2 separate regions of the Mus musculus genome follow, and region 2 is linked to region 1. Evidence: chromatin loops called from intact Hi-C (ENCODE). Cell type or tissue: heart. All regions are shown on one strand. Each heading gives the region's core, and the rest is flanking DNA. Links, peaks and the distances in the headings are about the cores only.

Evidence for each region. A loop is a pair of places that touch in the nucleus more often than their neighbours do. Peaks named below come from ENCODE experiments on the same cell type or tissue, not always from the same donor. Only the 100,000 strongest peaks of a DNase experiment are listed, where the experiment ranks them.
Region 2: a loop joins it to region 1, with 2.0 times the contacts of the local background. A loop is called at or near these places in 4 of 42 quality-filtered maps.

What each region holds. Positions count from the first base shown.
Region 1 is chr13:113,430,107-113,446,587 of GRCm38, forward strand. 4921509O07Rik (RIKEN cDNA 4921509O07 gene) reads right to left here. Exons shown (of 7, transcript NR_045501.1): 7 at 16,182-16,481. Among named protein-coding and RNA genes, the nearest start is that of Gm41071, 14 kb to the left of the region's middle. In heart, for the core only: no CTCF peak of the experiment used is centred there; a DNase peak (open chromatin) is centred at 8,985; H3K27ac peaks cover 1,640 bases.
Region 2 is chr13:113,503,276-113,519,756 of GRCm38, forward strand. Gm34471 (a long non-coding RNA gene) reads right to left here. Exons shown (of 4, transcript XR_003950669.1): 3 at 3,896-5,339; 4 at 1,778-2,190. Among named protein-coding and RNA genes, the nearest start is that of 4921509O07Rik, 8.7 kb to the left of the region's middle. In heart, for the core only: no CTCF peak of the experiment used is centred there; a DNase peak (open chromatin) is centred at 6,256; H3K27ac peaks cover 846 bases.

The DNA.
Region 1 (16,481 bases), core at 6,927-11,926:
CTACCCCGACATCAGAACTAACAGGGCGCCTACCAGCCAACCATATCATCCTAGCCACTTTGTTATGAGGGATAAAGTCCCCCAGTGGAAACAATCTTTGTTATCACAGGGATGAGACACAGGGCTTATTTACCCCAAGAAGCAGTTCATGGCTCTCACCCAGCCCACAGAGTTAGAGAAACAAGCTATGCTGCCCTAAAGTCTGATCTCCACAGCCCCTGCTTGTACACTTCATTTCTGGATACCACCCCACCCAGCCCCGAGTGTGGCAGCATCCTCCTCCAGACAGTTATCTGTCTCATCTGCCCAGGGTCAGGGAGGGGCCTTATATCTGGCCACCCACATAAATGTAGGTTGGAATCCTTCCCTCTCCAGCAGGGAGATGAGAACATGATTAGGGTATTCATTGCTTCACACATATTTTTTAAACTATTTATTTATTTATTTATTTATTGAGAGTTATGTATGCATGAGGACAAAGCAAGATACTGGGTATGGGGTGTCTTCCTCTCTCACTCTCCGTTGACTGCCTCTAGACAGTGTCTCTCACAGAGCTGGAAGCTTGCTGGTTTGAGTAGACTGGCTGGCCAGCAAACTCTCAGGATATACCGATTTCTGCCACCACACTTGCCTGCAGTGCCAGACAGATGAAGCCACACCCAGAGTTCCTCAGCTGATTGCTGAGGATTTGAACTCAGGTCATCACGCCTTCGGAGCTAACGCTCTGCTTCACAGCCAGCCTCCAGACCTTACGTCTCCTCCTTAGGGTAACTATTACAACTCCATGTGTGTTTCCATGTACCTCTATCTCCAGCCAGTTTACTCTGGTTAGAAGGTGTGAAGCGGAAAGATGAGCGAGCAACATGGGTCTCGTGATCTACTGCTACTTGAAAATGTCTGAGCTTTGAAATCTCTCCCCGTCATAAGTAGGAGTGATGGGAGCGTGACCCAGATAACTTGAGAAGTGAAAAGCATCCTGGAGACCATGCACTATGGCTGCCCAGACACTGCCTGTTCTGGTTGGGCTCTGCTGTTGTGATAAACACCGTGCAGAGGGAGCATCAAGAGGAAAGGGTTTATGTCATCTTACACTTGCGTGGCTCAGTCCATCGTTGAAGGACGTCAGTGCAGGAACCTGGCTATAGAACTGAAGCAGAGACCAGAGAGGGATGCTGCTTACCAGCTTGCTCTTTATAGCTTGCTTAGCTTGCTCTTTATACAACTCAGGACTGTCTGCGTAGGAATGGTGCTGCCCATAGTGGACTGCCTCGTACATGAATCATTAGTCTTCTGGAGGCAATTCCTAAATAGAGGTTCCTCTTACCAAGTGACTCTATTTTGAAATAGTAAGGAATTTTCTCATATTTCTCTGATGAGCTACATTCATAAGCTCTGTGTGCCTTTTTCATGCCTCTTCTTTATTCCAGGAAGCCTTCTCTTTGAATTATAATCAATTATATTTTCCGTCAAGTTGACAAAAACTAGCTAGCACAGCATGTGATGATGGTCAAAAATGCCTCGCCATATGATAGCTACTTGAACAGCCACACCTCAAGAGTTTAAAGCCAGCCCAACATACCGTGCAGTGAGTCTGCCGTGATACCCCCCCACCTTTGGTGGGTATTTGGATACAGTGACACCTCTAACCATCAGACCACAGGCTGAGCACTGTAGAAGATCATCTCTGATTTTTTTTTTTAAAAGATGGTTAAATAAAAAAAAAAACAATTGTTTACAGTGTTGATTCTTCTTTTGCTGTTTCTGATGTTTGGGATCCTATGTAAACTGCTGTCTATATTTTCATGCCAGATAGGGAGTTTCAGACTCACACACTTAACTCTGAGACATAATTACTAGAAATACCTGGGTAACTTCCCTAGTACCTTGGACATAACCTTATTATAACTCTTCTAATTTTTAAAAATAACTTAGCTAGCTTTTTTCACACACATTAGTGCTTTACTTGCATGTATGCTTGTGTGAAGGTGTCTGATCCCCTGAAACTGGAGTTATAGGCAGTTACGAGCTGCCGTGTGAATATTGGGATTTGAACCAGATCCTCTGTAAGGATGGCCAGTGCCTCTTGTCTGAATCTCTCCAACTCCAACCTCTTAATTTTTCATTGGAATGGGCACATGCCTCTGGGGAGGTCAGAGGACAACTAACGGAAGCAGTCCTCTCTCTACTATAAGGGCTCCAGAAATCAAACTCAAGCATGGCTTGGCTGCAAGCATTTTACCCCCTGACTCATCTCACTAGCCCTATTATAACTCATATATATATATAATAACTCTTATATAACTGATTTAGCTGTTTGTAGTTGCTTATATGTTTGTTCTATCCTTAGAGGCAGAGATTCATGTCTTTCCTGCTTAGTAATCTTTGAATGTAAAAGAGTACTGGGCACATGGTGCTAATAAATTCTGCAATATTAGGACCATCATAACACTTACTCAGGTGAGGCATTTCAACCTTAGCACATCTGTAGGCTCCTACAGTTTGGATGCCTTCTCTCCACTTAACAGATGAGAATGGCAGTAAGGCTAGGTAGCTGCTCAACTTTAATTTGATACCAGGTTCTGCACCTAATCATAATTTGAAGAAGATTTGATTTTCTAAATATTAAGTTCTTTTATGAAGCAGATGGTGATTCTTAAAGATAACTTCCATTTTTAGGCATGTGAATTATGAATGTATTTCTAGGTAAATTTCTAGAGGTGTTAATTTAGGAGTTACAGAGCAAGGAGCCATGATCAGTGTATAAACTCTTAGCTCTAAAGGCAATCATTATTTCTATTTTAAATTTGTTTTCACTGTTCCAAACTTGTGAATCTCAGGTTGTTGCAAATGATATATATTTTTAAATCTCTGAGCTATTATTGAACTTACCACCTGCCGGTATCAAATAAATGATTTGATAATTATAATATCATTACCATTTCTAAAATTTTAGCCCAACATATTAGACTTGAGTATGGTAAGCAATACACGATTTCTTTCCTCTCAATAACAATGCATACATTTTTCTTTTCAAAGAAAGATTCCATTCTGAGAGACATTTCCATTTTTTTTACGCTTGATTCTTTATATGGCATTTAAGGAGGTTGACAATGGCCCAGAGTTAGGAAAACTATGTTCCTAAGTTTTATTTGATCATCTGCTTTGAAGCAAGAGTAATACCAGCATCTTTAATGAACTCCGTGTTGTGGCTGCATGTTCTTTAGAATTATTTAAACTTGCAGATAGCTGTTACCAGTCATCTCAACTTGAACTTTATGCCTCTGATGAAGGACTTCCTTCCCAGGAAGCCCTGGTCAGGCCAGAGGGTGAGGGAGCCCAGCGGCAGGGATTGTCCGTGTGATCATCTGAACTGTGGCTTCGGAAGCCCCTTTGGGTAGAAAGGTTTGGAGTAGCTTGAGAAGATTATTCTTCTTCCCCGCCCCCCACACACACCCCTCAGTAAAAAAGAGAGTTTCTTCGTCTTTCTGGTAACTGTCTGATAGGCCTGTGGCTGTGCTGTGTGCAGTAGCTGTGGGCAGTTTGCTTCTTGTTTCTCAACACAGAATCTTATTGTGGGAACAAGAACAGGAGACAGGAAACAGGCTCACTTGAGAAAGAATTGCACCATCTGTTCTACCCTCTTTAGAGTCCCTTCTTACTCCCAAGCCACTTCCGATTTATCCCCTGGGACCACATGTGGATTGACCACTAATAACTCCTGGTGCTCACCCTCTTCTCATCTCAAAGTCTAAAGTCAGTTTGGATTCCCATCTCATTAGATGGTTGAGCTCTGTTATTATAACTGCCCATTGGTCCTCGTTGTAATATATAAATCAGGGATTGCAGAGTAGAAGTCAGAGAGACTCATTTGGTTTGGTAGCTGGACTGTGAATAAACCAATTTATACTTTCTTTTCTGGTACCTTGGCACCCACTTTTCTGTGCTCAGGTTTTTGGTTTTTTGTTTTGTTTTTGTTTTTGTTTTTGAGCACGCATGGCTTCTGTCGCACCTGGGCACTGCGATTGTTGAGGTTACTCTCTACTGTATAACACTATCGTTAAGTGTTATTCTTAATTATAAGTAAGCCTTCCCAAAATGTTTAAAACTTCTGCTTCAGGATCCAAAGAAGCCATGCTAATGGAATAATGGCACGAAATTTCATATAGAGAATCTCGGGAGAGCTTTGGGAATATGATGGAAGTAGGCCTGGTCAGAGAAAGCTCAAGTTTATCAATGGGCTTGCACAGATGGCATCTTGGTATTGGTTCTGAGATTCATTTAAGTTCTGTAGAATGTGGACAGAACATGAAGTAATATTTTAAATAAAATCATTACTGTACACCACTGATGATGGCTTGTCTAAGAACATTAGTATACAAAGAAAAGCAAGCAGGTAGGTGTGGGACTTGCCTGCCTAACACAGACAAAAACCAAATAAGCAAACATCCGCCAATATAGAAATAAAAGAGGTGGCCAGGGAAGGCCAGGTTCAGTGGTGGAATAATCTTTTTTTTTTTCTACAAAGGTTTTCCTAACATGTAAACAGGGAAACACCTTCTTCCTTCTCTTCTCCTCCCCCTGACATTCTGTTTCAAGCATTGGACATCTTCCATTTGTAACTAGCATCACAAGCACTCTTAAAGGAAAAGAAACAGAAGCCAGGCAAATCCTTGCAGGTATCTAAATCAGTCCTGGCTTAGCAGGTCTAAAGACAGGCTCTTCATGTGACACATTCCCCATTTCCTCAGATGACTATCTCAGAAACACAAGTTCCAGCAGGCAGGTGACCCAGCTGGACTTTGTGGCAAATGCCTTTGCAATGGCCAGGACTGAGGAGCACTGAACAAACAAACACTACACAATTCAGTTTTCTCAGCTTATAACGAAACTCTGATCGTTACAAGCAGACAGCATAGAGTAACAGAATAGAGTAGGATATCATAGTTCAGATAATGGCAATGAACCAGTTCCTATGGATGGGAATATGGAGTAGATCCTATCCTTTTGTTTGGGTTTGGGTTTGGGTTCTGCTTCATGAACACGGTAACAAAGAGATTAAAAAGAAAAGAAGAAATAACAACAAAAGTACAAGGGGTGACAGAAGTTAGAGTTAAAATTTATATAGGAAGAGTGACAGTCTATGTTGTAAAACGTAACAGATCTGTGAGTCAGAGGACTGAACCCAAGTTGACGTTCCTACTTGCTTCCTGCCTGTGGATCTTACCAAATTGCTTAACCTTTCTAAGCCTTGGTTTCTTTAGCTGCAAAGGGAAATGATGAAGTTGAATTGCTGTAAAGATCTTACACCATTACAACTTTACAGCTTCAATTTCAGAGTCAAGCTCTTTTGCCGTAGGAAGGTCAGAATGAATAGCAGACCTGGACACCTTGTATAGCTTCATTTCTCCATCTGCCTTTGAATGTCCTGTTTAGATTCTCTGACCGGAGTGGTTGCTTATTGTGGTGTTTTATAAAGAGGAAAAGAACCAAGGATATGCTTGATAGAGGTGTGGTTATGGTGAGATGGGAGGGGGTGCCTCTGGAGCCCATGCTGAGCCATCCCTTCCCCCTGAGGACCTAGCCACACGACAGTTATAGTAAAGAATAGAGTTTATTTAGGGCATGGGGAGGGGAGTTGAGAAGGGAGTAGAGATAGAGAAAGACAGAGAGAGAGGGAGAGCGAGGAGGGAAGGAAAACATGGGAAGGGAGAGGAGAACGGGGCCAGAAGAGAAGGGGTAGGGAGAGAAGGGTCAGAGAGTAAGAGAGTAAGAGGGCGAGGAGGGGGCAAACAGCCCCTTTTATAGTAAGCCAGACATACCTAGCTGTTGCCAGGTAACTGTGGGTCAGAGCCTAGAAGAAATGCTAACACTTACTATGTTTTTATGTTTTCAATAATTTCACACATTTAAATCATATTGTTCCTTCCTCCAGCTCTTCCCTTGCCCACCCAACTTCATATTCTTTCTCTTCCTTAAACAAAACAAACAAACAAAAAAAAATCCAAAATGACATAAAGCAAAAAGGACACATACACACATACATGAGGTTTGATTTTTTTTTTTTTTCTTGTCCAGCTACTCCTGAGTATAAGGCCTACTCTGGAATGGAGTTGGCAAACCCAGGGTCACTGCCCTGTCAAGGACGGATTCTTCCTCTTCCTGCAGTTATCAATAGTTATCAATTGTTAGCAGCTTCTGAGGTAGGGGCTGGACTTTGTACCCATTCCCCTTCCCCATGTGGGATTTTGTCTGTCTTGATCCTGGGCAGGTCTTGTGTGTGTTGTAACAGACTCTGTGAGACAGGTGTGTTTATCAGTCCTGTTGTGTTTGGAAGAGGGTGTTTCCTTGTGGTCATCTGCCACCTCAGGCTCTTTCCACTTCCTCTAGACTTGAGAGGAAGGGCATGATAAAGACTTCCCATTTAGGGCTGACTGCTCCAAGGTAGCTCACTCTGTATGTACATTGTCTGCCTGTGAGGCTCTGTCAGTGACCAGCTAACTCGACAAGAAGCTTCTCTGACAAGGGTTGAGCATGCAACTAGTCTATGGACGTAGCATCACGTCATTAGGATGGATGTAGCATCACGTCATTAGGATGGATGTAGCATCACGTCATTAGGAGTCCATTTTTTTTTTTTTTTTTTTTTTTGCCATTTTCATTTAGCAAAAGAAATAGGTTTTCCTCCAAGATCCCACAACCTTGGGGTTTTGGGCCACTTTAGTAGGTCTCAGATATGGGTTTCATATCATGGAGCGGGTGCTTAAGTCCAATTAAAAAGTAGTTGGTTACACTCACAACATAGCAACTGATTAGTTGAGTGTTCATTCTGAACGTAATTTCTTATTCAAAAGGGGAACTGTAAAGTGGGCCGTAAACATGATTTTTTTAGGCGGTCTTTGATTTAGTGAGCTCCCAGATGATTTGGGAGACTGCTGATACCAAGTCTGGTCTGTTGTGTTCTGCATTCATTTTAGAGCATCCTGTATCATCCTTGGGAAGAGGAGAGAGCCAGTTGGTTTCCCTTTTAAAGAAAATTGTATCCCCAGTAGTACCAGACAACAGAGCCTTCAGTCAAGACTGCAACTGGCAAGTACCTTATGGTAGAGGACTCTCTACTTGTCTACTTTTATAAGCCAGTGGTCCAGGACAGTTAGTTCTTAAAGCAGTTGGAATGAGGTATAATTCAGGTAGAAGTTTTCTTTGTATATGCTAGTCTCTAACTGTTGAATAAGCTGATGAAGTTGTTTGATGGGAAGGAACAACCCATTTGGGAAACATGTATGTAACTTTTAAGAAACCGATCTCTTTACATTTCAACATCTCAGGTTTGTTGGCATCTGACTTTTAAGGATAAGAGTTATTGAAAAACATTTGAAATTCATTTATGTGAAAGAAAAAAAATTGTCAAATCAGACCAAGAACCCTATTTGGAGCTACTGCTCTATGCCCAGGGATCCAGCTTAGTGCAAAGACAAACTCCTGCCATGAGGGAGGCATGTTCCCTGGACAGAAAGAGGCTCTGGTGAGGTGGGAGGAAAAATAAAACCCTTTTAATTGATTGACAGACAAGGGGAGACAGGGCTAAGCCAGGGAAGCTGTCATATGTGTGTGCCCTTAATTCCTTACGTGGGCTTTAATTTCACTTCCTGCTAGAAGTCCTGTGGGCCTCTATACAATGGGCCCTGGGGTTAACAAAAGGACAGGTCATCTTAGTTCAGAAGGTGGTGGAACCCAATAGAGGATGTGGGAGGCAGTGCTGGGTCTCCTGATTCCTGGTTGATGGGAATCCTAAGGAGGACCAGCTGTCTAGGTGTCCCGAGACTTAGAGTAAGATAGCTACATGGGTCAATGATAGAGGGGAACACACTGGGTGGACATGGCAGGCCCTGCAAAGCCAACAGACAAAACCATAGGGTCCTTATTGAACCGAGAACGAGTTTATCAGCAGGCAGCCCAGGACCCATGCTCTAAGGTCAAGGCCACATGGGATCTTGAGGGTACCAGGTGCAGTTGAGACCCTATTACTCTAGACTCCATCTTGAAGAACAGAAAATGAGCATTAAGAACAATAATCCACCCCAGAGATCACCCACAGATTCCAGCAGTAACAACAGTTTAGGGGTGTGGTACTCTTGGGGACTCTTCTTCCATGCATCCCAGCTGCTGGGTGAGGGAAGTGTCATGCAAAGAGCCAGGTCCAAGAGACTTTCATCTCTGCACATCTGGATTATTCTATGAGCCAATGAAGGTCCATCATACAGTCTTTCCAAGGAACACCATCCACTCAACATGGGTTTGAGATAGTTCCCTGTGTCTGAGCACATACCGGAGAGTGTAGACTGAATGAAGAATGCAGTGTGGTGCAGTCATTGCCTTTAAGGCCATCAGAGTTTAGTGGGGAAGCCATCTCAGGTGAATTTTTTCCAGGCTCCTTCTCCACCACTTGCATTGACAATGTTAGTACCTATTCATTGTCCAGGTCTCAGTTACACCAGTGGAATGCCCATCCCCAACTGTTCGATGTAATGGGCCTTTGAGTCCACAATAATTTTATATCTTGTCAAATAAGTATTTGACAAATTCTGTTCTAGACTCTAAGATATTAGGCTAAGCATGGTATGACTCTCCTCACACCTGCCTTCCTTCCTCTCTTCTCTTCCCCTCTTTCATCTCCTCTTTTCCTCTCTCTTTCTTCTCTCTTCTTTCTCCCATCTCTCTCTCCCTCTCTTCCCACCTCTCCCTTCCCCTCTCCCCTTTTCTCCTTCTCTCCCTCTCTCCTTCTCTTCCTCTCTCCTTGCATCCTGAGCCCCACTATCTTGCTCACATTTTTATCTGCTGTACCTGTTTAGTAAATGCCTGTGCACACATCTCTCACGGTGTCAAGGGCTGCCCTCATGGCACATGCTTCCAGCTCTGAAAGCCTGGCCATGTACATTATCTCACTGACAAGCAAGCAGAAGGGGCCAAGAGATTCTGTCCTCAGGATGCAGCCCCAGCTGCTTTAAATAGAATCTGCTGTCAGAGGACAATTGATGAACCACCTTTGGGGGCCAAGTTTTAGTGCAGGATGTGAGCAATGGGACCTTGAGTGATGTTTCCTGTGAAGCAGACCCATGTAGATTTTATACATCTAACACGCATGTAGTGAATGTTAACACATAATGCATATATAACACTTATGCGTTAAGGAGGAAACTGAAAAAGTACCAGTGAGGTCATACATTAGAAATCTGTCAGAGATGGTCAGGAAATAATAAGCAGCTCAAGTAAGCTAATGGGGAGGGGTAATAGCACTAAAAATGATAAAAATAAGGGCTAGGAAGAGAACAGGAAGGAATTTTTAAAAGAAAAATTGCCAAGAAAAAGTGCAAACTCCAGGATAGCAGTCATTTGGGAGGTTAAGAGAAGGAGGGATGGGCAATGCCTTCCACACGTCCCTTGCTCTGAGCTGTTTGATTTGTGGGCGTATGTAGGTTCCTGGTGAAAACACAAAACGCATTCAGAGTATTCTCCAGCCTTATTTCATCTTGACACTTGTCATTATCATTAAGGAGGCAGGGACGTGGAAAGCCACTTAGGGAGGTAAAGACAGAGATTTTAAAGTGGAAAAGAATTAGGTCAGGCGCCCTGCCCCCTCGCCTGCCTTTTTAGGTCTCTGGAAACTGGTCTTCCACAATATTAACTCTTTCTTTACTCTTTGGTAGGGACTCTACCACTGCTTGGGAGAAAGAGAGAGGGAGATGGGGGAGGAGGGAATTTGGGGTAGCTACAGGTCTCCTGGCCACAGCCATTCATATTCTCACGAGGCTCCTCCTACATTTCCACTCTTCCAAGTCTCACCTGACTCTCCTTCCACCACAATGGCTCTCTCATGACAAGGTGACATACTTTGAAGTCCCTTGTTGTATCAGTATTTTCTGCGTACAGTATAACTTGTGTGTGGACTGGGGCTACTATGTGTATAATAGGTTCTAAGTATTCAAAGGCATGAACTCTCCCCTATGCTATCATGTTCATTTCTGACTCTCCAAGATGCTGTTTAGCGCTTTGTATAATATACAGCAGACTGTCGATACTTTTTATCCAAACTGTTAAGACCACATTATCTTAAACTACTTAGTGGCATATGTCTCCTGTCTTTCCCTCCCTTTCAAACATGTCATAGGGATTAAAAATACTGCATAGTTCCATCCAGTATAAACTTCCAAGGATTTTATAGAACTTCAAAATATGTGCTGTATCCAATTTATGAGCTCACCAACTTAGCATGCGTGGGGGAGATAAGGGAAAGGAAACTCGCTGAAATAGAATGAAGCTTCCCCTGTCTGATTTTCATAAGAACTTTTCAAAATTCAAAATACATATAATATATGAAAATATATAAGCATATCAAAATGCGTTCACACAGTGTGTCTGTGTCTTAAATTATTTATGGTAGAGCACAGTGGAGGTCAGATGACAACTTGTAGCAGTTGGTTCTTTCACTGTACTATGTGGGTCCCAGGAATGGAGCTCAGGTTAGCAGTATTAGCAGCAAGCCCCCTTATCCACCAATCCATCTTGCTAATGGGCATTTTATGTTTGCTTGTTTGCGTGTTTGCTTGCTTGCTTGCTTGCTTTCTTGAAGTATATTTGATTGGAAAAAATCTAAGCCCAGGGGTTGGAAAGATGGCTCAGTGGTTGAGAGCACTGGCTGCTCTTCCAGAGTTCCTGAGTTCATTCCCCAGCAACCATCTGGTGGCTCACAACCATCTGTAATGAGATCTGGTGTCCTCTTTTGGTGCTCGCAAAAGACAGAGAGTTCACATACATAAAATAAATAAGAAGAAAGGAAAGAAAGAAAAATCATAGCCAATGGCACCCTTTAAAAACTGCTACATATCTGTGGAAGACTGATTCTTAGCAGTATTGTTGACAATGGAGTTTGGAAAGGTATATTCCTCCAGCTTTGGGATCTTGAAGCCATACCTGTCAAGCTGACTGTCTGTTCTCTATGTATGTCCACCAGATACCTACTTCTTGTGATCCGAATAAGGCACACGTGTATAATGCAGCGTCTACCTAGCCTTCTTGAATCCCTTTATCCGGGTTCAGAAAAGCATCTTAGGCATTAGACTGTCATGGATCAGTTGGGATCTCAACTCTCAGTGAGAAGACAGAGCTGACTATAGTCTCTACCAAGGGTCACTTTGAAGGGCGCTTTCGCTCCTCTGTCATTTAGCAAGTAAATGACCATTTACTTAGTGTACTATGCAGATAGTAGTACTGTAGCCCATGAACATACAGAGGGAAGGCACATACCCTGGGTCTCCTTGGGTGCCTAAAAGCTCAGCTCTAGCACCAGCAAGGGCTCCCTCCTTCCAGCCTCCAAAGTCATCCTGATAACAAATCCACTTTCCACTTTTCAACCTTCCCCATTACTCCAGGATAGATGAAGTCATAATGGGAGGCAGGGCGTAGAGAATCATATGAAAGCTTTATTAGGACCTAGGGATTTAACTCCTTGATAAAGTGCTTGTCTAGTAAGAAGAAACCTGGATTCACTCCCCTGGACTGAAGCAAGCAAGCAAGCAAAAAACAGCAACAAAACCAAGGGAGCTAATAGCTCTAGAATTATCAAAGTCAAAACAAAAGTCTCTGCTTTGACCTAGGAGCTTGCCATGATACAATTCATTTTTAACTCTTGGAGTGAAGAAAAGAAAACCAAGGAGGCAAGATACTCTTTGTTTCCACAAAGAGAACGTCAAGATGCCGGGGCTCACCAAGGCCATTTCTTCTTCCACTTCCTGGAGTGAAAGTATAGAAAGATTTGATAAGACGGAAAGAAATCAGCCACGGTGACTGGGTGTGCTACTCTGTCCTTCAACATTGGTGTGTGGTGAGCCCTCTATCCTGCCTTAAGCACACAAGCCATACAGACAGCCAGTCTGTCATGGCCAGTCTGGCTGTACATCAAGCTTTTTGCCTGGATCTTGACAAAGGAAGACTTTGGACCCCAGAAAGACACTTTACCCTTCTCGGTCTTGAGGTTCACATTTGGAGAAAGGGACTGAGCCTGGACGATGACCAACATTTTCTAGCTTTCTTTCCTGTCCGTCTCCTGTGACCTCCTGTGACCTCAAGAGCATAAACTCTCAGGGAAAAGGAAGTCCGAGGGGCCCATAAGGAGTTCGGACAACGTTCCAGAGCCTGTAGGCAGCCAGGACCGGGATTCCTAAGGATGGAGGGTCGAGGAATGGCCTGCACTGAGGAAATGCCAAACTAGCATCTTACACAGAGGTTCTTCCTCTAGGCTGCACTAGGAAGGAAGGGAGCCTCCTCCTGCCCTTCACCCTAGTGCACTGCTCTGACTCTCACGGTCTATCAGCCCATTGTCTTCATTTCTCTACCATCAGCCAATTCAAACTTAGAAGGCAACTAACGGGGCAGTCTGAGATGGGAAGGGGAGGGCCACGCTAGTTGCAAGTGGAGCCTAGGCTGGCTGCAGAGCTAGCTTCTCCTCTCTTGAAACCACTATTCCCAAAGGACTTCCCAACCCACCCCAGCTCGTGCAGAAGGTGCCTCTGAGGGCAGTGGGAGATCCTGACATCTCAGTCTATATAGAATTCTTCATGCTTTTGAAAAGTGTTTTGGCCCCTTGTACATCATCAGAAAGAGACCATAATCTGCAAATCTAAATTTCCTAACCTGTCTTGTGAAGCTTATGGACTCCTTTGCATATAATATGTAAAAATGCATATTGTACTCAAAATCCATACAATATGCAAAAATATGCATAGCAAGTGAAAAAAATCCAAGCAAGTGCATAGAGATAAACAGATACTGGTTACATTAAAATTTAATTTTCATTTTAATAAAGTGATATACATTCTTTATTCTAATCTGTATTCTAATCAAAGGAGTGATACATACATAAGATACTTTGATTCTTTTTCCAACATCTTCAATGTAGAAAGGGATCTTTGATCTCTAGAGTGACAGATACTGCCACTGTGTTTGTTATCTATGCCCCGACAACTTAGCGACTGATGGAATCAAACAATGGTACAGTTTCTATGGTCTGGGACTCCAAGGTAGCTTAGCGCCGAGTCACCTATCAGATAGCAGTCCAGCTGTGGGCCAGGACCGTTGTCATCGAAAGGGTGGTGGGAAGGCTTCCAAGTTATTCATGTGCCTGTTGGCAGGACTCAGTCCCTCACTAGCTGTTGGCCAGATGTCCAAGTTCCTTGTCACCTGTTAGACACGGCCACTGGCTTCCCTATGTGAGAGATGGGAAAATTAAATAAAAGTTGGGACAGAAGCCACAGTCTCTCACATCTGAATCTCAGATTCAGTAACGAGCACCACTCCTTCAGCATCCTATTGGTCACATAGGACCACTGTGAGGCGAGAGTTCACAGGAGTGTGAGCCACCGGGACCCTGACTACCATGTCTACATTCCTACTAGAAAGACACTTACATTTCAGCAAAACTTGATGAAAATGAAAATAGAATTTCTCTAAGTCACAGACTCCAACTTAACAGTGCTAGATAGGAGAGCATTCATGTTCTTGGACCATTTCTAGCCTATTTCTTCTCTGATGCAATTTTTCAGCTTTATCAAAGTCTAAGCAAAAAATTCATACACTAATATGATATATACTGATATTTAATATGTCCATTCATGATGAAATGACCACCACAAGCAAGCTGATTAGCATATCATCACTAGAGGCCCTGAAATTGTTATTCTGAAACTTTACGCTCTTTGATCAGCATCTCACTCCCTTCTCCCTGGCCTCTGACCACCTCCATTGTACTGTCTACCACTTTGGCTATTTTAGATTATATATATGAATGAGATCATACACACTTGTCGATTTTTCTGTCTCTGTCTTATTTCACTTAGCACAGCTGGACTAACCCAGATCATCCTGGATAGTCTCTTATCTTGAGACTTCAAACCTCCAGGTGAGGTTGTATGTATGTCCAAGGCATTTGCACAGCAAACAGGTCTCTCTCTTCCTGCAGAAAAGGGCGGGCTTATTTGCTGCACAGTGGACTGCTCCATTCTGGAACAAAGGTCAGAAAGGCTTCCTCTCTATTATAAAAAATTAGAGTTCCCCCAAGTTTTGGGTTCTGTACTGGCTAGTTTTGTGTCAACTTGACACAGCTGGAGTTATCACAGAGAAAGGAGCTTCAGTTGAGGAAATGCCTCCATGAAATCCCACTGTAAGGCATTTTCTCAATTAGTGATCAAGGGGGAAAGGCCCCTTGTGGGTGGGACCATCCCTGGGCTGGTAGTCTTGGGTTCTATAAGAAAGCAGGCTGAGCAAGCCAGGGGAGGCAAGCCAGTAAAGAACATCCCTCCATGGCCTCTGCATCAGCTCTTGCTTCCTGACCTACTTGAGTTCCAGTCCTGACTTCCTTTGGTGATGAACAGCAGTATGGAAGTGTAAGCCAAATAAACCTTTTCCTCCCCAACTTGCTTCTTGGTCATGATGTTTGTGAAGGAATAGAAACCCTGACTAAGACAGGTTCCTTTCCTGTAATAACTTCCCACACAGGCACACGTCACCAGGGCCTCCTTATGTCGTGCTGTGGTATTGATGCCCAGAAAAATGACTATACATGCTTATGCTCTGACTTCTGCTTTGAACAACATAATTCTTTGCCTCTTCCCCTTGAGTCCTGGCTCCTGCAAGCAGCCATGCAATGGCAATGGAGCAGTCTAATTTGTTCTCCTCTTACATTCTCTGAGAAACATCTCCAGTTATTCAATCCATGAAGCAAGCAGGAGACACCATAGACGTGGGATATTATAGAAGAAATGTTAAGTTGGAGAGATTAAGATGCTGATGCACCAATGGAAAAGTCATTAAAAATGCCAGCAAATCACTGGAGAAAGCAATGAAGAAACAGGAAAGTCAGAGATTCCACCTAGACGATCCAAAATCTAAGTAAAGGAAGCTCCAGAAACAGAGCATTAAAAAAAGAAAAAAGAAAGAAATTAACAAGCAGAACAAGCAGATTTGAAACACCAAGCTCCAAACCAAGAGGTCCACTGGGGAAAGCCTGTTGGGCAAGAGTAGGCCCCAAAGCATGGGATAGCATCAGGACATTTCAAGCACTGGGGAGAGAGGAGACTAAACTTCACTAGCAAGCTTCCAAAGAGTGTAACAGCTCCTATGTAAAGGCTCAGTTATGGGAATTGCTTCAGATCCCTAAACATCTTCAGAGGATGCTGAGACAATAGCAAATTGCCCTTGAAGTTGTGAGATATCTTTTATCCAGCTAACCTGTCAAATGAACAGGAGGCTACCGTAAAAACACCTTTAAGCAATCAAGGTCAGAAAGAGAAGCATAAGAAGGACTTGGAACTATGATGAAAACAGAGTCTCGAGATGGCATTTATACACAGAGACAGCAAGCATGCAGGCTCACGCTGAAGATCAGAACACTTGACTTGAGCAAGATATCTTAAGTTGCTACTGACGGGAGACTCAATATGTTGACAATGTTAACAGAGTATTGGAACACTACAGGCATATTTAACTTGTGAGGGAGCCTCCAATACTTCTGAGTCCATCCATTTCCAGATCTTCAATGGACAAAAAAAGGAGATGTAAGCCCCTAATGCTGCTCCGTGATGTGTGTCTTCGTGGTCAAGTAAACACTCGATGAAATAGTATGGGAAAGTTATGTGGAGATAATGAGGGTGTACTGGCTAGTTTTGTGTCAACTTGACACAGCTGGAGTTATCACAGAGAAAGGAGCTTCAGTTGAGGAAATGCCTCCATGAGATCCAACTGTAAGGCATTTTCTCAATTAGTGATCAAGGGGGAATGGCCCCTTGTGGGTGGGACCATCTCTGGGCTGGTAGTCTTGGGTTCTATAAGAGAGCAGGCTGAGCAAGCCAGGGGAGGCAAACCAGTAAGTAACATCCCTCCATGGCCTCTGCATCAGCTCCTGCTTCCAGCAGTATAGAAGTGTAAGCCAAATAAACCCTTTCCTCCCCAACTTGCTTCTTGGTCATGATGTTTGTGCAGGAATAGAAACCCTGACTAAGACAGAGGGGGTAGGAAGCTCATGTGTAAGAGAGATGATCCTATGAAAATAAGAGAGGTCTTGAGACTTTGGGTTTGGGCAACCATGAGAAAAGAAGCCGAAATTTAAATGCAGAACTCAGAAACATGAACGTAGCAGGAGCTGACATAGCCAATTGTAGTTGACTCCAAGAGCTGTGCATACAGACTTCCTCTTGGCTTTGGAAATAGTTAAGTCTGTGTATAAGTAATATTATGTGCAGATGCAGTTTCCGTAAAACAAGTGCAAAAGTTATCAGACAAACGCAGCAGGCTGCCTTGAGTTGTTTCTTCCCCTTCCTCCTGTCGTGGTGGTGGGCAGATGCTTAACTGCCTGGGGACCAAGGGAGATCAGCTGCAGGGAGTCTGGTGGGTCCAATGACAGTTTCCCTAACAGCCTCAGGCAGCATCAGTAG
Region 2 (16,481 bases), core at 3,793-8,792, 70 kb after region 1:
TAGGTATTTACTTCATTTACATTTCAAATGCTATCCCAAAAGTTCCCTATACCCCCCTTCGCCCCCCGGCTCCCCTACCCACCCACTCCCACTTCTTGGCCCTGGTATTTCCCCTGTACTGGGGCATATAAAGTTTGCAAGACCAAGGGGCCTCTCTTCCCAATGATGGCCAACTAGGCCATCCTCTGCTACATATGCAGCTAGAGACACAAGCTCTGGGGGTACTGGTTAGTTCATATTGTTGTTCCACCTGTAGGGTTGCAGACCCCTTCAGCTCCTTGGGTGCTTTCTCTAGCTCCTCCATTGGGAGTCCTGTGTTCCATCCATTAACTGTCTGTGAGCATCCATTTCTGTGTTTGCCACGCACTGGCATAGCCTCACAAGAGACAGCTATATCAGGGTCCTTTCAGCAAAATATTGCTGGCATATGCAATAGTGTCTGCATTTGGTGGCTGATTATGGGATGGACCCCCAGATGGGGCAGTCTCTGGATGGTCCGTCCTTTTGTCTCAGCTACAAACTTTGTAACTCCTTCCATGGGTGTTTTGCTCCCAATTCTAAGAAGGGGCGAATTGTCCACACTTTGGTCTTCATTCTTCTTGAGTTTCATGTGTTTTGCAAATTGTTTCTTGTGTATTCTAAGTTTCTGGGCTAATAGCCACTTATCAGTGAGTGCATATCATGTGAGTTTTTTTGTGATTGGGTTACCTCACTCAGGTTGATACCCTCCAGCTCCATCCATTTGCCTAGGAATTTCATAAATTCATTATTTTTAATAGCTGAGTAGTACTCCATTGTGTGAGTGTACTACATTTTCTGTATCCATTCCTCTGTTGAGGGACATCTGGATTCTTTCCAGCTCCTGGCTATTATAAGTAAGGCTGCTATGAACATAGTGGAGCATGTGTTCTTATTACCAGTTGGAACATCTTCTTGGTATATGCCCAGGAGAGTTATTGCTGGATCCTCCAGTAGTACTATGTCCAATTTTCTGAGGAAGCACCAGACTGATTTCCAGAGTGGTTGTACAAGCTTGCAATCCCACCAACAATGGAGGAGTGTTTCTCTTTCTCCACATCCTCTCCAGCATCTGCTAATGCAATTTCTTAAATGTTCCCAATATGCCAGGCACTTGTATGTTGGGCATTGGGCTATACACAGACAGCTTGGTCTCCAGTTGAGCTGAGGTGTGGAACCCCAGGACCTGGTGGTGATAATTCATCTACATGGGACGGAAGGAGTTCTCTCATGTCTCCTGGACCCTGGCTCCTGTCAAAGTTACCACCCCCTCAGCCCCCACAAGAGAAACATGGTTAGTAGTCATGTAGGCAATGTCCCAAGCCTCTGACCTTCAGGCTAAACTCCTCCCCCATTGCCTAGCAACAGTAAAGATAACAGCATACCATAAGAGGGGCTGCTTGGCCCCACCTCACTCCTCTTACTCCCCTTACACTCTTCTTACTTTCTCCTCTCCTCTCTTCCTCTCTCCCTCTTACTCTCTAGTCTTTTCTCTCTCTCTCTCTCCTTTTCCCCCTTCTCTCCTCTTGGCCATGGTAGGTCTCTCTCTCTCTCTTTCTACATTCTCTCCTTTCTCCCTCCTTTCTACAATAAAGCTCTAAAACCATAGACTATCTCTGTCCATCAAGGCCACAGTGCTAGGAAGATGGGATAGGCTTTCTCCTAATGAGCCGTTTCTAATCTCCTGTCCAAAGGCCTTCCTGTGCTCCAGTCAAGGCCCGCTGTGCTTACTCTCCTGGGAACCTCTCTCCCTCAGCCCTCTCTCCCATAACCCCGGGGCTACAGGGTGTTGTCCCAGGGACCCGGTCCTGGGCTGCCCCCATCCACCCCCCGCTGAGTGGGGTCAGTGGCTTAGATACCCACCTGGGGCCGAGTGGAAAGCATCTGGCAGCCCTCCCTCCTCTGCCTGCCCAGAGCATAGGAAGAACTCTGGCCGGGTGCGGGTTATCCTCCCCTTCCCCTCTTTCCCCTGACCTTTTTAGTTCCTACACTTGTAATAGTCATTTATATACAACACCGACAACCAGTTAACTAAACTACAAAGTAGGTATTTTAATTCCTACTCTGGAGATGAGAAGCCGATGCTTCTAATGCCTTCATTAAGCCTAGGTTGGCAGAGGCTTCTCACTTGAAGGATAATACTTCTTCCAAACTCAAGTGGCTGAAGACAATCTGTGGACACAAGAGAAGTCAAAATAACTGGGTGTTTCTGAGGGAAAACAAAATGCCAAGCTGGAGAGATGCCACAGCAGTTAAAGGGCTTTCCACGAAAGCCAGAGGACCAGAACTAGATCATCAGCGCTCATGTGGATGCTGAGTGGCTATGGCAACCCACCTGCAATTCCATCCTCGGAAGATCTAGACAAGGGGTACCCAGATTCCCACCCCCTCCCTTTAGCCTGTCTCCCAGAAACCTTGCTAGCAAGATTAGCTGTTTGGTGAGATCTAGGTTTGACTGGGAGACCCTGCCTCAATGAATAAAGTAGAAGAAGCTTGAAGAAGATTCTTGATATCAACTTTGGGCGTGCATACACACACACACACTTGTGTATTCATGTACTCACATATATACATGCACACATCCCACAGATGTACAGATGTAAAATATCCCATTTTTTTCTAAGTACAAGGTCTTTCACCATAGTATTGTCAGACTAAGAAATGATATATATTAACAATGCTTAATGAGACTCTTTTATGAAGAAGTATTTGAGAAATCCCTGACTGGGGTATTCTCAATTTAAAGCTGGAAGACTTCTCACATAGGAAGTAGGTTGCTTTGTTTTGTTTTCTACTCTGTCCTGGAAGAAATATGAAATCAACAAAAATAAAAATCTAAACCAGTTACATGAAAATCTATGAGCATCTTTTCTAAAAGGTAACTTTCATATGAAGTAGGTCAGAATGTTCTGTCTGCTCTTTAGTAGTAAATAGAGGAAAGGAGTCTCCTGGATGGAAGAAATGTCTTCTCCTCACACAGCATGAGTGTACAAGTGAACGGACATTACCTACAGACATGCTGCATTAGAAGAAGGTTTTGTTGTCTGTTTGTTTTGTTGTCTGTTGTTGTTTTGGTTTTGCTTAGACAAGGAAATTCAAATTTTTAAACCTGACAGTGGTGGCGCATGCCTTTAATCCCAGCATGTGTGAGGCAGAGGCAGGCTGGTCTCTGAGTCTGAGGTCTACAGAGTGAGTTCCAGGATATCCATGGCTTCACAGAGAAATCTTGAGAAATAAAAAAGAAGAAGAAGAAAATAAGAAAAAAGAAAAAGAAAAAACAGTCCCATTTCTAATAAAGGGAGGAAGTAAAGGAGGTTTCCTGGACAAGGGAAATGTAATAGACACTTGTAATATTTACATTTGGTTTTGCAATCTCACCCATACACGGGAAGACAGGAAACTTAGTCGAGTAAATAAAACAACATTCAAGTTTCCGAACTTTTACGTATTTAATTCAATTTTACTTTTCCACTTTCTTTGAAATAGTTTGTGAAAGATGACATTGCAGCCATGCCCTCCTCTAGGGGAAGAGGAAAGGACCTGAATCTGCTAGATCATTCCCTGGAAAGATGGACTCTGACGAGCTCAACACAGGGCGGTGCTGGGATGCCCAGTGTTCCCATTTGACTATTGCCTTTTTTTTTTTTCTGTAGAAAACACTCAGAAAGGAGTGTGCTTAACCCTTGACTTAACTTTGTCATTCAGTGACAACCTTGGTTCAAGGGGCCTGCCAGTGACTCAGGTCGAATAGATCAGTGGGTCTCAACAAGTGCATCTCAACCTCTGTGACGGTCAACCAACCCTTACACAGGGGTTGCCTAAGATCATCAGAAGACACAGATATCTACATTATGACTCGTAACAGTTGCAAACTCACAGTTAGGAAGTAGCACCAAAAAGAATCTTGTGGTTGCTGGTCACCTCAACGTGAAGAACCATATTAAACAGAGGTAGCATTAGGAAAGTCCAGAGCCACTTCGCTAGAGGGATGGGAGAACAGGAAGATGGAAGGACAGCGGTGTGTTACTCCGGTTGTAAGTCACAAACATCTGAATTCCGTGGCTAAGGCTACAGTGGGCAAGGGTACCGGTGGTGGGATCAGCAAAAGTCTTGCGCGCGCTCGACTGGCCAGGAAGAACGACGCTGCAACAGGATCCTTCTGCACACGTTTATTAGGAGAGCTTGATTGTAGAGGCGAAAAGACCCCGAGCCCAGAACTGGTGCTGCTTTTATAGGCCTAGGAGAGGCGTGTCTTACACCCGGATTGGTTATGCACTATGCCTCATTTGCATGTTCCTCATCTGATTGGCTACTCTCTCTCAGTACCTCACAGAGCCTCATTATCATACCTCATTTGCATGTCTCACATCTGATTGGTTATACTCTCAGTACCTTACAGAACCTCATTATCATACCTCATTTGCATGTCTCACATCTGATTGTTTATACTCTCAGTACCTTACAGACCTCATTATCATGCCCGGGCCAGGCAGTGTCTTTGCAAAAAACTTTACTGCATATGTACACATTGGTTGTTTGTCCAATCTTATGCGTGGTGGCCAGCAGTAGTCAGTGCCACTCTGCAACGGCACATGTGGCTTCCCACACAAAAGGGGAAGAACAATTAAGTTGTCCAGGAAAGCAGGGATGCAGATGGAATTCAGCAGAATGAGTGTCAGGAAGTCAGCATCTCTCGAATTGTTCGCTTGAATGAACGAAGCAACTGGAGGGATAGTAAACCCTCTCCAACTTTCCCTTCTTATACATTCCAGTTGTTTCTGTCTGGGAAAACATGGCCACTGACTGACAGTAAGGTTTACACCAGCTAACTTCTGCTGCTAAGGGGCAAAACGTTCTAAAGCCATGATGCTCCCTCTGTTCCAGGTAGAAAAGCCCTGCAGGCAAACTATGCCTGCCAAGATCGGGGCCTCTGTCTCCAGGCTGGCAAACTGTGGGCCAGTGTGGCAAGTTCACGTAGGAACACCTGAGTTGCCAAACTATGGCGGGTGTGGGGCCAGGTATGGGAGTCTGGGCTTCCAGTTAGCCTAGGGCTATGTCATCAGCCTGCAGAGAGGAATGCTGTTAGAGATGGGCCTTAGGAAACACGTTTGCGCCTCTGTTGGTTTGCTGAAGCTGTCATAGCAAAGGTCTCAGAAGGCTGCAGTAAGTGGCTTAAACACAGAATGGTTTCATAGCCTTTCCGCAGTTTCAAAGTCCAAGACTGCGGTGTCCGTGAACTGGCTTCCTTCGAGGACTTCCTCTTTGGCTTCTTGGCTTCAACACAGTTTTGCTTCTGCCTCTGTCTGTACCTTAGTCCCTTCCTGTAAGGGAACAAATCAGATTAGATTAGTGTCTAAGTCTATCGATCATTTTCACTTAATTACTCCTTAAGGACCCTCAATCCCCAAATCACATATTTTTTTTGAGGTAGCAGGGTGTTAGGATTTCAACTTGTGAAGTTGAGTCAGGTAAATTTAGCTCACCCGTCTCCAGTGAGAATATTATCAACTGTGTTCACTGTGTTATGCTTTCAATGTTTTCTGACTTGGACATCTGAGCAAAGGTGGCTACATATTAGAGAATTGTCACTGTGGTTTGCCCAGATGGTCTCATCCCCCCACCCCCGTTCTTCCCGACTTTCCTAAGACTCATTTGCTGATGTTCAATCCAATGAGAGCTCTTGTGTAGGAACAGTGAAACTGCATCTCATGTGACTGCCTTTTACATTTCTCACTTACAGGTTGCCTAACTGTGATATGAGTCTTGGTGTACCATATACATATTCCGTATAGAATAAAGGGAGCTACTAATGGTATGGTAGATAAATAAACTCATAATTCATCTACTATATTACATTAGTGGAGGACATTTTGAGGGAAAGCAGAAATGGCTCAGATGCTAATAATAAATGTGTTTTTGCAGTGTATCACCTCAAATCATTTTGGGAAAGAAGTCGTGTCTACAGACACTTGTATAAATGGGGAAAAACAAGATTTGTCACAAAGTATTTTTAAAGCCAACAGTAGCTAGGAAAAAAAAATCAATGCCCAAATTAGCACAAACTGGTTTTAAAAAAAAAAGCATGCCTAATTGATTTTTCCATATATTTGCCTTAGGCAGACAAAATATGGGAGGAAGTGGACCATTGCCAGACCTGAGCTCCATCAACTTCTATTAATGGACAATGACGCCATGTTGGCTCCCAGCCAGGCCCCAGTGCACTTAGCCTGGCTGGGTGGAAGCAGGCATTGCATCAGAAACAATGCAGAACTCCAAGGAGTGCTGAGACATGGGCCTGGAGATGGCTTCCCGTGACAACGAAGAACTCATGGCACCCGTGAGGTGACCTCTTGGTTGGGGTGAACTGACCAACACTAAGGATGAGCAAAGTCCACTGATCTGCCAAGTCACAGAGCTTTGGCATTCCGAGCAGCTGGGGTGGACGTTAACCCCTCGCCCTGGAAGCCATTCGTTTTGTCCCATTCAGTCAGAGCAGCAGACTCACAAATGCCTTTACTAAGATGTATTGGTCTTTTTCTGAATTCTCTGCTTTACAGATTATCCCAAATTACACTCAGTAGTTTGCCCTAGCATGGACTCCAAATGGCATTCTAAAGAGAATCTAGAGAGTGCCCCTAAGAGTGAGCTAGTGTGACAATATTCTGTCCTCAAGCTGCTGTGGACAGATGCTGTGACATCCGCTCCCTGAGTTAGAGCACAGGAGACACAGGGTCAGGGAGGGGTTGGGGCTGGGTGGACATAACGTGAACATTTGATCTGATAAAGGCTTTTCAGAGTGGAAAAGCCTACAAAGACAGTGGCTGAAATGGAGCCTTCTACTGCTAAGCCCATAAGGACTTTAAAATGCAGCATGAAATATAGTCCCAGTTGACCAATGAAACCAGAAATATAGGAAAACATGGTGTAGTGTGGACTTAAACTTTAATATCAATATTGATTCTTTCATTGTCACTAACACACCGTATTTAATGCTACTAGTCAGGGGATTGAATGTGAGGTAGAGAGAAATTTTCTGGACGTCTGAAATTCTGCATTATTTTCCCAAGAATTCTTTGAATTTATAGCCACTCCAAAATTAAAAGCTTACTCCGCACATGTGTTCCAATAAAGTTGCTTTAAAATAATCAGAGAAACAAGGGGAAATATTTTTAGGGGGTACGGGTAGAAGAAAAAAGTTTGACTAAGGCTTAATAATTTGGCTAATAGAGACACGGATAGATGCAATATGCTGTCTCTTCTACTTCCATACTGGTTTAAAAGTCTCCACACTGAGTCATTAAAAAAAAAAAAAAAAAAAAAAAAAAAAAAAGCCTTAACCTGTTGTCTCCAAACAGGTGCATAGCTTTGAACAAATGCTTTTCTTCATGTGGTGTTAAAGCAGGTGTCATTGGTTCTGAGTTTGATCTGGGTACACGTTCTTAAGTATGCCATGCCATTAAAGTGGGAATGAACAGCTCTGGTCCCTCGCCTGCCATAAAACAATACCAAAATAAATGGCAGCCATTAGTCAGTGAGCACACAGAACCCTTCTCTAGGCTTCTCCTCACTACACTACTCTTCCTCCAGCTTCCTTTTTAATTAAGAAGAATTAAGCATTCATTTAGGACCCCAAGAACCATGGGTGCCACTCATCCTTGGCACATTCTTCACCATTCATCCTTGGCACCCCCTCCTGATTATCTCCTACAATAAGTCACTCTCCAGTTCTGCTGATTTTGCTTGGTTTCTGTCTTTGTCTGTCTGACCTTAGGTCTTGTTGAAGGTTCAGACCTCTACTTCCTAACAACAGAACTATTTATACTTAGGTTACCCTTATTTGAACCATGTAGTACATGTTGATGCAGCCACAAGATGGGTGTATTAATCTGTTCATAGTATGATAACAGGCAGGAACCAGTTCGCTCAAGATTCATCTTCTAATGACCTCCCAGGAGTCCATCTCTCAGTACCACCATCCGTGTGCTAAGTTTCAATAGAGGAATTTTAGAGGGACACCAGCATTCGAATCGTAGTAATGAGGAATGTGGCTGTCTCATTCACATGACTTCCTTGCTTGGGTTTTCAACCATTCTTGGTATTACCCTACAACCTTCAAGATGAAGACTTAGCCTCTAGGCTCAAAATACAGAGTCATATCCCATACTTCAACTGCTTCTTGTTTCCAGAATGTACTGGAATATATATATCTAGGATGAAAGGAATGTATATGTATGTACTGGTCCTCCCCATCCTCTAAACCAGTGCTCCTCAACTGACTCTTTACTCCAGTTCATCATGTGGTGGTGAACCCCACCCATAAAATTATTTCATTGCTACTTCACTGTACTGGCTAGTTTTGTGTCAACTTGACACAGCTGGAGTTACCACAGAGAAAGGAGCTTCACTTGAGGAAATGCCTCCATGAGATCCAGCTGTAAAGCATTTTCTCAATTAGTGATCAAGAGGGAAAGGCCCCTTGTGAGTGGGACCATCTCTGGACTGGCAGTCTTGGGTTCTATAAGAGAGCAGGCTGAGCAAGCCAGAGGAGGCAAGCTAGTAAAGAACATCCCTCCATGGCCTCTGCATCAGCTCCTGCTTCCTGACCTGCTTGAGTTCCAGGCCTGACTTCCTTTGGTGATGAACAGCAGTATGGAAGTGTAAGCCAAATAAACCCTTTCCTCCCCAACTTGCTTCTTGGTCATGATGTTTGTGCAGGAATAGAGACCTTGACTAAGACAAATTGGTACCAGCAGAGTGGGGTATTCCTGTGAATACCTGACCATGTTTTGGGGAGGACTGTGGAAGGACTTTGGAACTTTGGGCTTGAAGATCCATTCGTTGTTAAGAGCTCTGTCAGATGTTGTGTAGGAGCTTGGAAGATAATGTTGAGAACAGTGCAGAAGATGGAGGTCTGGTTTGTGAAATTTCAGAGGGAAAATTAAAGACTCTTTTCAGGGCCATTGCTGTTTTGATTGTGAAGATTCTGTGGTTCTGGTTAGCTGGGGCTGAAGAATCAGCCGTGATTAACAAGATACCAGAACTACTAAAGCAAAAACTTGGCATTACTGGGACTATTGATGCTGGTTAGCTGGAGCTAAGAAATTAGCGGTGATTAAGAAGAGACCAGCAGCATTGAGGTGACGTCTTCTGGGAAGTGTTTTCTGAAAGCACAAAGAGGCTGTGTTCCAGAGATAGCCAAGTTTGTACTCCTGCTGCAGTGGGACTTGGTAATATGTAAGGGTCACCCAGGTGGTACTGGTTTTGAAGGCATGAAGGGGTCACGAAGAGCAGCTGAGGCTCGACACTGTGAGAGGCCATGGAAGGCCATTGGTGAAGGTGCAGCCGCAGTTGCAATTGAAGGCCCAGGACTGAAGGGGTCATGCAGTGTTTTGGAGATGCCAGTACCATTAGATGACCACCAAGAGCAGCAGCAGCAGTGGAGTACAGGCATCTGGAGCCTAGAGGATGATGCGTGTGCTACAAAGGGCATGGCTGGAGAAGTGACCCAAGCCCTTGGAGGAGCCCAGAAGATTGTGAGTTGGATCCCAGACATTGGAAGGTTGGACATTGATTTTTGCTTTTGATTGTGACTGTGCCCTGATATTTTCCCTCTTGAAGGAAGAAACTATTTTAGTGGAGCCCACAGTTAAGAGACTTTTAATTGTAAAAAGACTTGGATTTTAAAAGAGATGATATTTTAAAGAGATTGAAATGTCAAGAATATGTAAAGACTGTGGGATATTTAAAGCTATTTAGACCTTGGGGATGAATAAGAACGTAAGGGTTGAGGCTTACTAGTGATGTGTTTGTGTGTCAAGTTGACAAGGGGTCAATTGTACTGGCTAGTTTTGTATCAACTTGACACAGCTGGAGTTACCACAGAGAAAGGAGCTTCACTTGAGGAAATGCCTCCATGAGATCCAGCTGTAAGGCATTTTCTCAATTCGTGATCAAGGGGGAAAGGCCCCTTGTGAATGGGACCATCTCTGGACTGGCAGTCTTGGGTTCTATAAGAGAGCAGGCTGAGCAAGCCAGAGGAGGCAAGCTAGTAAAGAACATCCCTCCATGGCCTCTGCATCAGCTCCTGCTTCCTGACCTGCTTGAGTTCCAGGCCTGACTTCCTTTGGTGATGAACAGCAGTATAGAAGTGTAAGCTGAATAAACCCTTTCCTCCCCAACTTGCCTCTTGGTCATGATGGTTGTGCAGGAATAGAGACCTTGACTAAGACATTCACAACTGTGGTTTTGCTACTATGATGAATCAAGTAAATATATGATATACAGAATGGCTGATATGTAGGACCCCAAAGGGATCAAAACCCACAGACTGAGAACTGCTGCTCTCTGAGGAGGCTGGGGCTTGAAGGGTCTCCCTTCCAAACGACACAGCATTCACTCTCAGGTGTAGACGGTAAAGAGCTGAAGTGCTCACTACTCAGAGACTTGGGTGATAAAGCCTGTGAAAATGTCTTAAGTGATTGCCAAAGGAGTGTGTATTAAGTAAAAGTCTGGGAATATGCTAATGAGGCCAACTTTTCCAACATTTATAATTTTTTTCACTTTTAAGAAGACTTTGCTATGTATTTTCTGTTAATAGCACTAAATCTGCAACTTCTAAACAGAAATAAATAAAATATAGGAGGAAATGATTAATTTGAAAAGAGAGAGAGAATTGCTGAACACCTGCATATCTCTCCACACAAAGTCCAAGCATTGCTTAAACATAATCGCTCAGATCAGGAGGTTAATGCGGGGGTCTCTGACTCACTCTCCATTCACAGGGGTCAGCGTACTGAGAACAAATGCCCTCTCTCTGATTGATAGAAGGGCACTGAATGTGCTGGCTGCAACATTCCTCCACAGACAGGAGCTCACACGTCCTCCTCTGCACCCCTACTATATGTCATGTGCAAGGCAGCCATTGGTGGAACTACTGTTAGGAGAAAGAAGGGGAGGGTGAAACTTGGATCCCCAGGCCATTAAGAGCTGTCATATTTCTACTGCACTAGGGTTCCATATCACTACCCCCAATTACCCTCCAGTTTCAGATGTCTCTCTCCATACTCTCTTCCTCTATCCTTCCCCCTACCCATGCCCACCAGCCCCAAGTCTACCCAAGAATATGTCCTAGTTCCCCTTCCTAGAGAGATTCACGAGTCCCCCTTAGAACCTCCATTGTTACTTAGCCTTTCTGGTATCTTGGGAGGCTCAGAGAGACTGAAGCAGCCATCATGGAGCCTGAACGGGTCTGCCCCAGGTCCTCTGCATACATGTTAAGTTTGTTAGCTTGGGTTTTTGTGGGACTTCTAACAGAGGGAATGGGGGTGTCTCTGACTCTTCTGCCTGCTCTTGGCACCCTTTTCCTCCTACTTGGCTGCCTTGCCCAGCCTTGATGTGGGGGTTTGCTCCTAGGCTTATTGTATTTTGTTATGTCATGTTCAGCTGATATCCCTGGGAGGCCTGCTCTTTTCTGAAGAGGAACGGAGGAGCTGATCTGGGGGGAGAAGGGAGGAAGGGAGGACTGTGAGGATCGGAGGGAGGGAAAACTGAGGTTCACATGTGTTGAAAAAAATGAAAGAAAAGAAAGAAAAAAATAGCTACACTGTCTCGTTGCTGCCTCAAAACTGTTAGACCTAACACTGGGTATTTACAAGGTAACTACTTAATAAACAAAAGTGTAAATTCACAGTAGTTCCGAGAACTGTACTGTTAAATATAATGAGTGTATTCGTTGAAGGCATAGTTTATAAACAAGCTGTGTGTCGGAACGTTCACAGCAGATGAGGCAAGCTCTGGCTCAGTGAATCAAGTCAGCAACTCCAGCCGATTGATGGATCGATGAAGCACTGATCTTGAGACCCCCCCCCCCCCTTAAAGGCATCTGGGGCAGAGGCTCCTCAGCCTTTTACAATTCTTCCAACCACCAGTCCCTGCCTGCAGGAGGAAGTAGCAAGCACAGTGTGGAGGCCTCACAGCAGGAGGCTGACTGGAAACAAGATGTGGTCTTGTTCTGTGTTTAGATTTCTGCTCCTGCTCAGGAAGGGCACTTCCTCTCGCTTTGGTTAGAGCCAAGTATCACATTCTGGATGGTGAGAATTGTGATCATCTCGGCACAGGAAAATGTGAACTGAAGAGCTTTTGGGACACGCATCTTAGCTGCAGGCAGGGACTGGGGACTGTGTTTGCTACAACGTTTTCTGCTGCGAGACCCAGTGGGAGTTGGAAACCTTTTTTGATTTCTGTGCGGTATGTTGTATTTGGCAAGACCCTCCCGTTAGGGCTGTTTGGGTGTTGAATAACTTTTTATGGTCTTTAGAAGAGAGTAAAATACTTAAAAGCTTCAAGCCTCTCCTTCTCCCCCTCCCTCCTCCACCCCCACCCCCCACTGTGGTTATCTCAGGACAAGAAGCAGCAGTGGGCACTGGCTGAGAATTGACAGAGCACAGGTTTGAAGCAAACATAGCCTTCGTCTGTTTCACTTCTATAAGGGTATTCACCAGCAGACTGTCTTCATCTATTGTAAAGAAGGAAAAAGTTAGTTCCTAGAAGAATATTGTACATTTCAAAAGAGCATCCAGGATGGGGAATAGAGATGAAGATCAAAGATGGAAGAGGTCCATACTCACATCCTCACACTCCAACAAGGAGCCAAGAATTTGAGGTTACATAGTAAGTTTGAGGCCAACCTGCAGTACCTAAGACCCTGTCTTAAACAGCTATAAAAACAACAAAAGACTATTAAAGTCATATCTCTTATAGAGAGTATCAAAATTTTGGCTTCTGTTTAAAACAATTTTTCTGTGCCCAACACTAGCAGAAACTAACACACACACAAACAAAACAAACAAACAAACAAACAAAAAACCCCAACTCCCAGTGTTTCAACATGCGCAGTTTGTTTATTCTCTCCTACATCTTAATTTGGCATTTTTGTTCAAGTACCAAATCCAGTAAGTGTTATTTAAATAGAAAGAGAAAAAAAAACACTAATAACTGCCAGAAAACCATTTCCCAGCCAGCTAGCCAAACCACAAGCATCCAAAGATATGATTTCATTTTTAATCACATAATGAGCCAAAGAATATCAAGTAGAAACATAAAAGAGAGAAAAAATTCATTTATCCTAAACCTCTGTCAAAGATTTCCAATATTGGGTTATTTGATGATAGTTGCTGATCAAGGATGGCATCAGAGCCTGCATAAGGTGCTAGCATCAATGAATGCTAGAACTGAGCATGCGCAATGACCACTCGAACTGAGCATGCGTAATGAACACTTGCCCGGAGCATGTGCTCTTTTGCTTCCGTCATCTGCAAAATGGATCCCCTGAGCCGGCCAGTGGTGGCGCATGCCTTTAATCCCAGCACTCGGGAGGCAGAGGCAGGCAGATTTCTGAGTTCGAGGCCAGCCTGGTCTACAAAAGTAAGTTCCAGGACAGCCAGGGTTATACAGAGAAACCCTGTCTCAAAAAAAAAAAATAAATAAATAAAATAAATCCCCTGAACTCAGACTAAAGAGCATGACAGAAGGCAAAGACACTGTGTTATGGCCTGTGTTCTAAGAAGCATCGAGTCTTAAAATATGCACATCAATCGTTTCTCGGCCTTTTGGCTAAGACCATCTGTAGAATATACACATCAGCTGGGAAGGCCAGCAAACTGTCTATAACGTGTGTGGGATGGTCTCTGTATTCCTAAAGCTGGGAGGGAAAACAGGAGAATCTATGTCTTAAGTGACGTCTTTCCAGCTAAGTTTTCTATCCATGCCCCGATCTAGGAGGAAATGAATAGACTTCTTTCATATCCTACACTACAATGCTGTTGTTTCCAAAACTCCTGAACATATCCCTTTAAAATGTGAAATATAATACAATACACTTATGCTTCCATTCCTTCCTGAAACTGAATTTTAAAGCAAGATTCTCTTCTTTTCCCTGCACTGAGCATAAAGGCTAAAAGATGGTTTACCTCACATATGTGAGTACTTTAACCTCATTCTTTTTAATCTGAAGAACTCAACTCACCTTTGTCATTCTAATGGGTGATCTGGTCCGTGGTTTAGTTTTAACAGAGTATATTTCCCCCTAGAATATAGCAGTGAGCAATTTTTAGATTTTAAAACTTTTGTTATTCTTGGACAGGGGTAGTGGTGCGGCCATGTCGTGATACAAGTGTGGCATTGGAGGACAATTTTGCAACGTGAAGTCTCTCCTCCCACACGTGCATAGGTTCCAAGGATCCATTTGAGTGGTCAGGTTTTTATGTCAAGCACTTTTAGCTGCTGAGCCATCTTGCCCATCAGCAATTTTATAAACAAAAGCCTAATTACATCAATACCAGTTTTTTTTTTTTTAAAACATTAATGAGCATGCAGATCACAGGGAGAGCTTCTGAAAGAACGGTTTCTCGTTTAGCTGCTCTGTGGAGGGGCTCCAGTGGCTTCCCTTCTAAAACGTTCCCACCCCAGTGCTCTTCGGTCTACAAACAGTGGCTTGGACGAGACAGGATGTAGCTGTGTCTCCAGAAACTTAAGTCAACTGATGGGCCCCGGAAGCTTTCCCAATTTATAAGCCGGACATAATCCAGGGATGATAAATTGCAAGCCTTGATTATTGACTGTTGGGAAGGCTCTTCCACGTCACCATGGGCTCAGGTTCCTCTGTTTTTCTGCTTTGCTATCCTGGATATGGTTTAACATCCCTAGACATCCTCCTGTCCCAGATGGTGGCTGTTATCATTTCCATATTGTAGTCAGCAACAGAGGAAGCACTTAGTTAAACAGGTATCTAGCTAAATCAATCCCTCCTAAAGGAACAGTCATGGGCTACCACCTAATAACCTCCAGTTACATCGCATTGTTTGACATTTAGTCATCTACCTAGAGGAAGAATGGGAAACCTGGCTTTTCCAGTTGGCAACGAGGGACTGAGGCTCACTTGGTAAACAATAAGGGCAGAAAAGAAACCAGGTAGACGTTTTAATGCTCTGTACTGTGACTCATGAGATAATCGTAGGTTCCCTACTAGTCAGACTTTGCCCTTTGGCCCATGCTCCACTCCAAAACTGCAGCAGCTGTCCTACCAAAGTGCAGGAGAGGCTAGCTGTCAGTGTAGCAAGTCTGTACAGCTGGCTTCCTCACTCTCCTCTTGACCGAAGCCATCAATCCTCTTGGTTCTAAAACTTGACAGCTAAGAGAACCAGTTCGTCCTATCTTGTTGCTGCTTTTTGAATGGCATACTTAGTATTGTTTGTATCATTGGTTGACATGAAAACCTGATCACTCGAATTGATCCTTGGAACCCATGTACTCATGGGAGGAGAGAACTCACGTTGCAAAATTGTCCTCCAATGCCACACACATGTATTATGGCATGGCCATACATCTACCCCCATCCAAGAATAACAAAATTTTAAAAATTTAAAAATTGCTCACTGCTATATTCTAAGGGGAAATATACTCTGTTAAAACTAAACCACGGACCAGATCACACATTAGAATAACAAAGGTGAGTTGAGTTCTTCAGATTAAAAAGAATGAAGTTAAAGTACTCAACAGCTAGGAAGACTGTACTGTCACACCGTGAGTCAAGATTCTACATCAAGGAGACTGCCGTAGCCCACAAATTATTGTCCCTGAGGTTATGGTTTGTAAGTGAGGAAATGAGTCCAAAAGTCTTCCTTTCTTGGTGCCAATCAGTTCACTCTCGAGCAGCGGTATCGCTATTCCAGGTAAAGAATCCAACCCAGCCCGTTGATCTGAGCATGAGCGGGTGGGTCTTTGCCCAGCACTTCCAGGGAACAGGAAGAGGACAAGAAGCAGTCCACACTGCTGAGATGGAGGCTTCTGGAGAGATAAAAAATTATAGCCCTGACTATGGCTCACAGGAGATGACAGAAAGCTCAGGCGAGATGCTCCCTGGCATCTCCTCCATAGATCTTGAGTTTAGAGGTAGAAGGTGGAGGATGTGCCAGTCTGAAACATTAGCCCAGAGCAAGGCAGTCATTAATGTCCTTATTTTTCATCTCAAGGAATTTATTCCTCCAAGATTTCCATCTAAAGTCACAAGGCAGCTTGCGTATGGTACACTTAGCCCTTCAATATAGTCAATCTTCATTACTAGGACTTCATTCCTTGAAAATAATTTGTATAAATTAACCTGATGTAGCTTGTTCTTAAATTGTGTGTGTGTGTGTGTACGTGTGTGTGTGTGTGTGTGTGTGTGTGTGTGTGCTGTTTGCATGTATGTCTCTGTACCACATGTATACCTAGTGCCTATGCAGGACAGAGGAGGGGATGAGACCCCCTGGAACTGGAGCCACAGAAGGGTATGTTTTGTCATGTGGGTGCTCGGAACCAAACCTGGGTCTTCTAGAACAGCCATAGTAATCACCAAGCCATCTCCCCAACCCCCCTTAAAGTAGCTTTTAGAAGCAAGGCAATATGATCTACCAGCATGAATCTAA